Linked DNA regions of Homo sapiens: region 1 is linked to region 2. A link is an interaction called in ENCODE POLR2A ChIA-PET data of the cell type or tissue named here. Cell type or tissue: GM12878. All regions are shown on one strand. Links, peaks and the distances in the headings refer to the core of each region. The heading gives the core; the rest is flanking DNA. Region 1 overlaps KCNQ5 (potassium voltage-gated channel subfamily Q member 5). Region 2 overlaps KCNQ5 (potassium voltage-gated channel subfamily Q member 5).

Region 1 (5,386 bases), core at 286-5,285, 400 kb before region 2:
GCTGACTCTTTGCAAGCATTCAAACAATGTTCAGAACAGAATTCTGTGGATACTAAAGAGCATTTTGTGCTCTGCAAGCCTCAGTATGTTTTGTGGGAGTGAGGAGTGTTGGTTAATCTGGCCAGTCAGTGAAGAGGAAATAAGTTCTGAGAGCTTCTACTCTATTCTAAAACAAATACAATATTTACATAAGTGGGCAAGTAAACTAAATAGTGTTTCGTGAGCTTTGATTTCCCACACCCATGTGAGCGTGACATTTTGCTTATATATACGTGTGTGTAAGAGATGAGAAGCAGGAGAATAGAGAGATGGATCTTTACATCACGATATTGGACATAATTCCATTTTTTTTCCTCATTCCAGAGCTTGTAAGAGATATGCTGGTGAACATGCACTGGATAGATTACATTTTTATTATAAAAATCTTCTGTGATTCATACTCGTGACTTTTGAGTATGATCTTTATAATATCATAGGTAAGGTCATGACGTTTTGAATTTACTTTTTAAAATTAAAAACAAATTACAAGTGACAAAAATGTCCACCATCTCTTTCAGTAAAGTTCTAGGCAGAGTAGTATTCTCCTTAAGTGAGAAGCTGCCATTTCTTGCCACAGTTCTTAAACTGAGAAGCTGGCAGCTGCCTTTTCAGGCTGCAGGGTAACAAGGCGGATGAGGATCTGGGCAGGGATGGTCTGCTTTGCCCTGCTACCTCCCCACAGCTGGCCTCAGGAATCCCTGGTATTTTGTACCATCTCTTCAGCTGGACCATTTATTTGAAGGCGTCTTGCAGATAGAAACAGCTTAGATATATTTTGGCCCTTATGTTTCCTATGCTCAAATACAGTCACACAGGTGAAAGAAAATACATTCTGAAAATCTGTGGGTTGGAAATGTTGGCATAAAGTTGTAATTATGTTAGGAAAATCTGAGGTGGAGTGGGGGCACCTTCGTGTGTTTAGCATTCAGGAATTCTTCCTCAGAAATAATACTGAAAAACAAATGAAAACTCTGGTCCAGACTTTTCTTGATTTTTTTTTTAAATGAGATGGCTGAGGCTATGGTCAGATTATAATTTAAGACACTGGTTAGGCTAAAGTTTTTTTTCTTTTCAATAGCAGAATTAATTCCAAATCAGGAGATATAAATCCTTCTTTCTTTCAGGCAACAAATCAACAAATATTTATTGACCTGATTTTGAAGATACAATTATGTTTTTAGTAAATCTATGTACATTAGTTTATAGCTAATGTGTTCAGGTGAACAATATACTGTTGGTAGATTTCCGTGGCACGGTATAATTCTCCCCAAGGGAGTCTTTGAGGCAGGGTCTCACTCAAGCACCCAGGCTGGAGTGCAGGAAAACCTGATCTTAAGTTATTTCAAAATAAATCTAAAGCAGATCAAAAAGAGAAAAATCACTCCCACAAAACAGGAAGGATTTAATAACAGAAAATAACTCCAGGGAAACCCATTCTTAAATTATTTCAGAATAAATCTGGAACAACCAAAAATGAGAAAAATAACAATAGAAAATGATAATAAATGGAGCTCTATCCAACAATCAGAAGATCCCCTTTTCCAGCAACTCTCAGTGCCTCAGCTACTAGAGCTACTTCCCTCTTCCATTTTCTGCCATCAATGCAACTTTAGTTGCCACATCAGAACCCAGGACATCTTTTCATCACAACCTCCAATTCCCAAGCCTCTTCTGTGTTCAAACTGTGGGTCTGCATCAAAACACATAGCTCTTTTTTTGTTCCTTTTGTATTAAAGGTGCTTTCATTTAACTTCCACAGCAATGATGTCTACACCAACAATAGCTCTCATATTTGATTGGGCACTTGCTATGTTCTTGGTACCAGGTCTTTTATATCTATTTCACTTACTCAATGAACTAGGTATTGCTATTCACTAATATGAAACTGCTTTCAGGGATCAAAGTTTTTTGGGCAGCACTGATCCCACCATGATATCCCTCCAAATGTTGATCTAGGGGACAGATCTCACTATCTTAATGGAAGGAGTTCCAGAGTTAGTATTGAAAATTCACTGGCACAGCGTATCTGTGGAACAAAACCTATATTTTGATACTTAATGTTGATACTGTGGGATCTTTTAATATAGGGGATTTCCTTTTTTCATCAAAGTGTAACACTTAGAAATACTCTCATTTAGGATGCTATCATTTCCCTATTTATTCTGGATACTTCCATAGTTATTAAGGTTTCCATTAGGTGCAACATGCGCAATTTTAACTAAGAAATACCCAACCATAATTTTCACTAAGGTCTTGATTAATGTATAAATAAAAGGTATAATAGTCTAAATTTATTTTATTTCCCACTAGGAATCTAGTATATGTTCTTCTTAAAATGAATAGAAACAATGAGCTCTCTTGTTTGTTTGCTTCTTCTGTCTTTTTAGGATTCAGACAATTTCATTAATGAGTCAGTTAATATCAACAAACCTGCTACGGACCAATAAGGCCTTAAAAAATTCTTCGAAGTTTGATCTCTTATAAAATTTTTACTCTCATATTCAAGACTAGATTTTTTTTAAAAATAGAAACATAATTAGGCCATTCAGGAACCTGTTAAGTACGGGTTAAATGTCAGTCAAATTAGCAGAACTGAAAGGCAAATCAATGAAAATGTTTCTTCCCCTGAAAGTCACAGATATGACCTTTGAAAACCTACCGTGTGGGTTATTCTGGCAAAAGAAACAAACTGATGACTAACTGAGAGGTATATTAAGAGTTTCCCACACACTGTTTAACACACAATACAGCAATTCTTTTTTGTAATAAGGAGAAATGGAAGACTAATAAAAAGAAAGATAATGAGCTCCCAGGCTAAACTCACCAACAACTGCATCTCAGTGGCAAAAGGGGCACCTGGGTGCCTCAGTAAGTCAAATACATTAGAATTATCCAAGAGAAGCAAAAATTAAACTTGAATTCAAACCATTGCTTTGAAGGCTGGGATGATAAACTGTCTTCCCCTTGCTGGCAAGAAAAGCCTCCTGTTTTCTCAGTTTACAGTTTATCCCATCATGAGTCACAGATTTTCATTTGCTCTCTACATATAAAAAGTATTTTAAGAGTGTCAGATGACTGCTCTCTTTCAAGCTTCCACTCTTTTTCGAAATGCCCATTATTGCTTGTGAATAGTGAAGAGCAGCCGGAAACCACATTATTAAACCAACGGAATCCTTTGAAACCAATGGCATAATCTTGTAGACATTTACTTAGATAACTTAAGAAAAAAATTCGAATCTTTAGGTGAATGTATTTCTCATTTTTATTCATTTTATTGCTGCTATGCAATCAACAAATACAACAAGTTCTGCTAAATACAGCCCTAACAAATTTTCCCCCTCTCTGACAAATGTTCTGGGTCTTGCTGATGAGCTTTTGATGACTAGTGGAACAATGCAACAATTGGTAACTCTGTGCTTCACTAAACAAACAAATAAAAAGCCTATCATTGTTTAAATCACAGCTTAAGAAAATGATATATTTTTATTTTGGCAACAATCTAGAACTCAAGAAATACTAAGGGTGGTTTAAAAGAGAACTCACGGGGTTTTTTGAACCAAAACGATATGGACATTCTTTAGACAAGCATTTATAATCTACCTGCCAGGCTTAAGTGATTCTGCCACCTCAGCCTCCCAGGTAGCTGGAACTACAGGAGTGTGCCACCACACCTGGCTAATTTTTGTATTTTTTGTAGGGATGGGGTCTTGCCATGTTGCCCAGGCTGGTCTCAAATGCCTGAGCTCAAGCAACTGGCCCGCCTTAGCCTCCCAAAGTGCTTGGATTACAGGCGTGAGCCACCATGTTTGGCTATGATTATTTTCATATAACTCCCCTTTGGAATACCTTAAAGGAATAAAATAAAAAGAAATGTAATTTATACATTGCATAAAGCACTCCTATATCCCATGTCATTCTTATTACGGCATAGCTCCAATGACTGTTTCATAAATTCTTTACAATGCAGGGAAAATTTTTGCTTCAGTGGAAAACTATGCGTTGTTCAGAGTACACCCTTCCAGGTTTTTGGATTCTGATTTTATGGGGCTCTGCTCTTTTCATAGCCTTTGAGCTATTTTACAACTCTGTAAGTTGTTGATAACTGGTAGCAATGCAAAATAATTCTTGCCTATGGACATGTAAATAAATTCTGCCTAGTGGAGGTTGAACTGACTTCCCTCCCACACTGTGGAAGGAGCCAGTTTTGCCTCTATTTGCACATTGATTTCAATATTCCTGATCTTTAAATGTTTCTGTCCTTTGGATAGTGCTTTGAACTGGTTTTAACATCTTACTGGTTTCTTCATTAATAATGACTTAAACTTTTAAAATGAGTTAAATGAATGTTTAGCATGTGTTAATTTTCTTTCTATGTAAGAATCATGATTTTACTTTATTTATTTGGAAAATTATTCTTTAATAATATAAAGAAAAAGTAGGTTTTGAGAGGAAAGTTTTGAAATTAGGTGACTATAATCTCTGATCTCACAGATGGTTACCAGTCTTCTTTTTCATTTCTTTGTGCTGCAATTTTATTCACAGCTTCCATTCATTTTTTAACCCCAGATAAACTTTTGAAGAGCGGAAAATCAATGCAACAATTGATCATTTAAATTTGTGCTCCACAAAGTTAAAACAAATAAACAAACTATCAATGTTTTAATCACCATTTTAAAAATGATATATATTTATATATTTTATATATTTTTAATTTTGGCAACAATCTAGCACTCAAGAAATATTAATGATGGTTTACAAGACAACTTAGTTGGCCTAAAAAGATGTGGAAAGCCTTTAGACAATAATAAGTAGTATTTATTTTCCATATAACTCTCTTTCGCAATTTAATATTTTTATTGAAACCATCCATAGGAACCATTACGTTGTATTAAAAAAAAACAATTCACAACATCCAATAAATAAAAAATGTATTTTTATACTTACTGTGCCCCACCAGAGAGCATCTGCATATGTAGAAAACTCTTTATTGGCATCCTTTTCCACCAGATAGACAAGGAAAGACGAAAAAATAAGAACCAAAAATCCTATGTACCAAGCTGTGATTAATTCCTAGATATAAAAGGAATGAAAGATTTTTAGAGGTGGGAAATCTTTGAAAAAGGAAAAAAGAATTCTATGAGGATTCTATTCACTTTACTACTTCTTGGATGTTTATGATGGCTCTTAAATAATCCATTGTACATCATGTCCCAAAATTGTTTTAACCATTTTCTGCAATGACTAAGTTTTCTTGTGACAGGTTTATTAACTATTACAGCGATCAATGAAAAAGTTTCAAAAATTGTGTTTTTAAATTCAGAGAGCAAATCTTACCTTGCTGTGAGCA
Region 2 (5,386 bases), core at 115-5,114:
CATTTTGACCTATCAGCTCGAGGGAACATCACAAAATTTGATAATACAGTTTGTTGGCAAGGTTCAAAGTCTTACTCTTTCTTATATTGGAAACGGGTAGGACCCTATGTGAAGCAATAGCAAATCTGCCAAAATTTTACACAGTTTGACCCAGTCATGTTATGAGCTGAATTTTCAACATATTAAAGTTCATATGTTGAAGCTCTAATCCCCAATGTGATATTATTAGGAGGTGAGACATTTGGGAGGTAAATCAGGTTTCGATGAGGTCATGAAGATGAAGCCCCATAAGGGGGTCAACATCCTTGAAAAAGAAGAGATACCACAGCTCTCTCTCTAAACATGCACAAAGAAGAGGTCACATGATCACGCGGCTAGGTGGCAACTATCTGCAAGCTAAGAAGAGGACCCTCACTAAGAATTGAATCTGTTGGCATCTTGATCTAGGACTTTCCTGCTCTAGAACTGTGAGAAATAAATGTCTATTGTTTAAGCCACTCAGCAATGGTATTTTCTTAGAGGAGCCCAAGATACATTTCTAGGAAGTTATCCTCTTGATATACTAACATACAAGTAAAATGACATTCATATAAGCATTTTCCTTGAAATATGATAGACAATATTAGAAATAATTGAAGGCAGTTAAATAAATTAGTTCACATCCATTTGATGGAATTCTGTATACTATGAAAATGAGTAAGGCAGTATTGTATAAACTGCTAAGGCATAATATACAGTGTGTATGATATGATAACATTTATGAAAAAAACAAAAACTTACATCCATAGTGATAATGCATACAACATCTCTGAAGGATATAAAAAATGCAAGGATAGTAGTTGACTCTGGAGTAAGAAATTGGTTGTCAGGGGGCCAGGAACGGGATGGAAGAATTCTCACTGTTAACCACCATATATCTTTTGATTTTGTATTATATGCATGTATATCCAGCTCAAAAGAAAAGGAACAAAACCAGTGTATGTTGGAATGCATATAGTTTTGTTAACTAAAAACTGAGCTTCAATTCAAAACAATATGTTTCTCTTGACTGAGGGATTTACTCTAAGCAAACCTCTTAGTGAGTAGCCAGAAACTTTTTGTATCACAGACAGAAACCATTGAATTAGGACCTCAGCTCTTTGGGTCCAGGCTTTCAATACAGGTTACTAAAATAGATAAAATAGAACTTACAAACCAAATCAGAGTTTGCCTGGATTCATTCAATCATTCTGCACAACACATAGCCCTACACCCTCTCTCTTCATCTCATTTTAAGGGCCCTTTTCTCTTTCTTGTTCAGTGTGCTTATTTGTGCTTGTTTTGTTTTTGGCCTGAAGTACAAACAAACAATATAGAGGGAGGGACAATGGTGTAGGCCAAGAAATGCAGCCCAGTGGAATGTTTCTTAAGAATTATATAGAGGAGAGATGGAGCAATGCCTAGGGGCCTCAGAAATACACAGACAGACACACACGCATACACACACACAGAAATACACACATACACACACACAGACACAAATGCATACACACACATTCTTTATCATATGCCAGCATTATTAATTCATATTAACAAATGTAACATTTTGTTATTTCATAAATTAATATGTCAATATTTGGAAGGTTTTCATAACTAGTGAACTAAAACTTTCCAAATGACAATGCATAGCATTACACAGATAACATATGCAAAGGCCCATTCCAAGTGCATGAAAACAACACTTTTTCTTGCATTATAATTTTTGATTGACAGACCATTGTACCTATTTTGGAGATACAGTGTGATATTTTGATACATGTATACAATGTGTAATAATCAATATCAAGGCCTGATACTAATGCCCAGGTGGCAGAGGCAAGTCTATCTCAAAGACACTGATGAAAGATTTTTGGAAACTTTTACTGTCTGCCTCTGTGGATGGAGATTTCCAGGCAAAATAGTTAAGAAATAGTTTCTTGGGAAGAAACCACAATACTTTGTCGGTGTAGGCTCTCACTCTACTACATGGATGTGCCTTAAAATTGGCAAGCAGCTAGGATCTTTTCTGTAGGTATCCTCCAGTGTCAGGGAAGCGTGGGATGCCATTGCTGCCAGTGCACACAAAAGCCTCAGGATCTGACTAAGGAAGGATCTTGAATGAATAAGGACCTTGGTGACTATGGATGGTGGAACCCATACTCATTCGGAATTGGAAGGCTAAGAGAATCATGTCGGGCTTTTTGTTTTTGCTTTATAGAGACCAGGTGATCATGCCATGTGCATAATAGGTAATGATTATACATACATGAACAGAGTTTTCTTGTAGGTTTTGAAATCAAAAGACCTGTGTGTTGATATTGACCATGTGGGTTGGTAAGCTAAGTCTCAGTTTCATTATTACTAAAATGAAGATACCGATGGCTTTCTCACAGGTTAAGACTTTCCATGAGGACAGAAAATGATGTGAAAACATAAAAGAAAAACTAGCTGTTAGCAGCAATTATAAAATTATAAGCTCCAGACAATGTAAACCTAAACATTTTGACATAATTACTTTATTCATCATAACTTGGTAAGTTGGTAAGCAGTTACACAAATGGCATTTTTTTTTTTTTACCACACCAAACATACAAACCCAGGCATTCCTAAGAGACATCTAAACCATATACAATTAAGACCAGCTGGGCAAGAGAAAAAGTATATGTGGGCCAGGCGCAGTAGCTCACGCCTGTAATCCCAGCCCTTTGGGAGGCCGAGGCAGGTGGATCATGAGTTCAGGAAATCAAGACCATCCTGGCTAACATGGTGAAACCCCGTCTCTTCTAAAAATACAAAAAATTAGCCGGGTGTGGTGGCACATACCTGTAGTCCCAGCTACTCGGAAGGCTGAGGCAGGAGAATGGCGTGAACCCGGGAGGCAGAGCTTACAGTGAGCCGAGATTGCGCCACTGCACTCCAGCCTGGGCGACAGAGCGAGACTCTGTCTCAAAAAAAAAAAAAAAAAAAAAAGTATATGTGGCTAACAAGCACTTGCTTCAAGCTCCCACCAAAGACCAGAATCCAAGAGTAAGTGAGAATGTGTGTGCTGATTTCTCCCTCCTCTGACCACAGGTACCTGAAAATGGGGGATTCTGAGAGCCTCAGAAAGTCTGACAGCAAAGGCTTGGCTTTGGGGTTCAGACACACTTTAGCTTGAGAACTAGTTTTAACACTTAGCATTTGTGTGAACTTGAGTTAATTACCCATAATTTCTCCACTTAACAAAATTGTGGTAAAACAGGTGAAGCAGTAAGGACGCCATCTTCCATCCTCTGCATCCAGGCCAAGGAAGACACACTGAGTTAAAAAATCACGTATGGCTGAGGGCAGAGCCATCCTTAAAGAAGCTGTCCTCTCCAGAGAAGGTAGTGAGACATTTCTAAGTGGGGCAGCGATCAGCTCCTCTTTTCAACATAAAAACGTAAAGAGGCTCCTGGAGGAGCCTTTCTCCTCTTTCTTTGGTAAGTGTGAAAAAATCAGCAGATTAGGTCTTTCCCTTCCACAACCCTTTCATCCTCGCCACCCTGGCCTTGACCAATTAAAGACTCATTGGAGCTCCTAAGCACCTCTCCATCCCAGTCCCACCCTTGTTCCTAATGGTAAAATAGAAGATACCAGGAATAATCTATTTTCATTATGAATCAATTTAAAGAGCTTACTTTCATGATTCTTCATAGAGATAGAAAATTTATTAAGAGTAAAGTAGGGGTATAAGAGGAGTACTTTGAGGGCTGGATTCCTGAGACAGGGAAAGAGGCCATGGCAGAGAACTTGGACAGCTAAGAGTGGGTTGAAGCACTTGATGTCTGAGCACTGAAGGGAAGGTCAGAAAAGCAGAATGAAAGGAAGCAAGGAAGACATAAGTGTGGGGCCAAAGGAAAAAAAAGGTACAAATCCTTTTTGTAAACTGAAAATAAGGAGAGAATCAGAGGATAGTAGAGCTGGAAGAAATTTAGAATATTATCACTTCCAGTACCTTCAGAAACAAACACCTTTAAGGGTCAGGCAGGGAGTGTTAATCAGGGAAGTTGGCTGGTTGTGATACAATAGATATTGGAGAAGACCGTGGAGAACTAGAGCAAGCATTTTGTTCCTAAAAACAATATAGAGCGTTTTTTGTTTTGTTTTGTTTTTTTAATACTGTGCTGGCCAAAGAACATAACCATGTGAGGAATTGTCCAATCCCTGTAATGTTACAGATGGGACTGCCAAGCATTAAAATATCTAAGGAAGTATTTTATGAAGTGGCTTTGGACAGAGATAACTCTACTGAGGCTCTTTTCTCCACATACTTGAAAGCTGGGACCATGGATCTGAAGGATCTCACAAGAAGGAGGTCACTCCAGGAAATCCTCAAGTCCTGGGGAACTCCAGGATTTTTCCAGTTCCCCCTCAGGGAAGAACTCATTTGATTCTCCAAGGCAACCCAGGAGCAAATCTAGGATAGGGCTAGAGAATCCTCAAGGGAAAATTTAAATAATTTAGACTGACTCCATATTCTATAAGTCAGAAAGGGGCACTGAAGATATTGAAAGGGAATGGTTCACAGGTTTATCCCATGAAAACTCTATCACATCTTCTGAATGTCCTGGGATCACAGCATGATGATGATAAGCTGTGGGGATAAGCTTAAAGGGGCAACTGTGAAGGCGCAAGATCCGGAACAAAAGCTGGCAAAACAGGTTTACTTAGGGCATGCATGCAGAGGCTGCATCTTTTGGGCCACATAAGTCATATTATCATCAATATTATGGATTTGAAGCATCTATGGTTTTAATGTCAAACATTAATTATCCATCCTTGACTAGTTCAAAGAGAGAGACTTTGGATCTGGGTTTGAATTTCAGTTCTGTTACTTATTAGCTAGCTGACACAAGGAAAAGTCACTTCATTCTTCAGTGGCATACTTCTCTTGCCTGTAAAATAGAGATAATAAAACTTATCCAGGAGGGTTGTGATGCTAAGAGGTAACGTGTAGATGCAAAGAGCCCAACAGAGAATAATTACTCAATGAATAAAAGCTATTATTATCTCTTATCATCATTGTTATTGTTATCATAATAGTAGTTACAAACTAGCATCATCACACAGCAAGCCCCCGTTGCTTTATTCTCACATACACAGAAAGCCCCCATTGCTTTCTTCTCACGTCCTCAATGTTGTAACTTCCAAACATGCAGGATCTGCGTGCTCTATAAGAGAGCTCCAATAAATGCACAGCTCACTCAACTTGTGTCCTGGTTTACAGAAGTAAGTAACAGGAGAAGCAGGGCTTTCATAGCCCTTCCACACTTTTTTACTCAAGTGCTTTGGTATACAATTAGTAAGCAGTGTTTCCAGCAGCTTCTGATTTGCAGTAAGTAATTGC

What was found. ChIA-PET counts read pairs that join two places held together with the same protein. Peaks named below come from ENCODE experiments on the same cell type or tissue, not always from the same donor. Only the 100,000 strongest peaks of a DNase experiment are listed, where the experiment ranks them.
Region 1: POLR2A ChIA-PET joins it to region 2 with 6 read pairs; 1 of 35 experiments calls an interaction of 5 or more read pairs at or near these places.

The regions. Positions count from the first base shown.
Region 1 is chr6:73,077,485-73,082,870 of GRCh38, reverse strand. It overlaps KCNQ5 (potassium voltage-gated channel subfamily Q member 5), which reads right to left. Exons shown (of 14, transcript NM_019842.4): 4 at 5,374-5,386; 5 at 4,984-5,109. Among named protein-coding and RNA genes, the nearest start is that of KCNQ5-AS1, 63 kb to the left of the region's middle. In GM12878, for the core only: no CTCF peak of the experiment used is centred there; a DNase peak (open chromatin) is centred at 2,790; H3K27ac peaks cover 397 bases.
Region 2 is chr6:72,680,966-72,686,351 of GRCh38, reverse strand. The region is part of intron 1 of KCNQ5 (potassium voltage-gated channel subfamily Q member 5); the gene reads right to left. Among named protein-coding and RNA genes, the nearest start is that of KCNQ5-IT1, 53 kb to the right of the region's middle. In GM12878, for the core only: no CTCF peak of the experiment used is centred there; DNase peaks (open chromatin) are centred at 2,371 and 3,101; H3K4me3 peaks cover 1,010 bases; H3K27ac peaks cover 2,188 bases.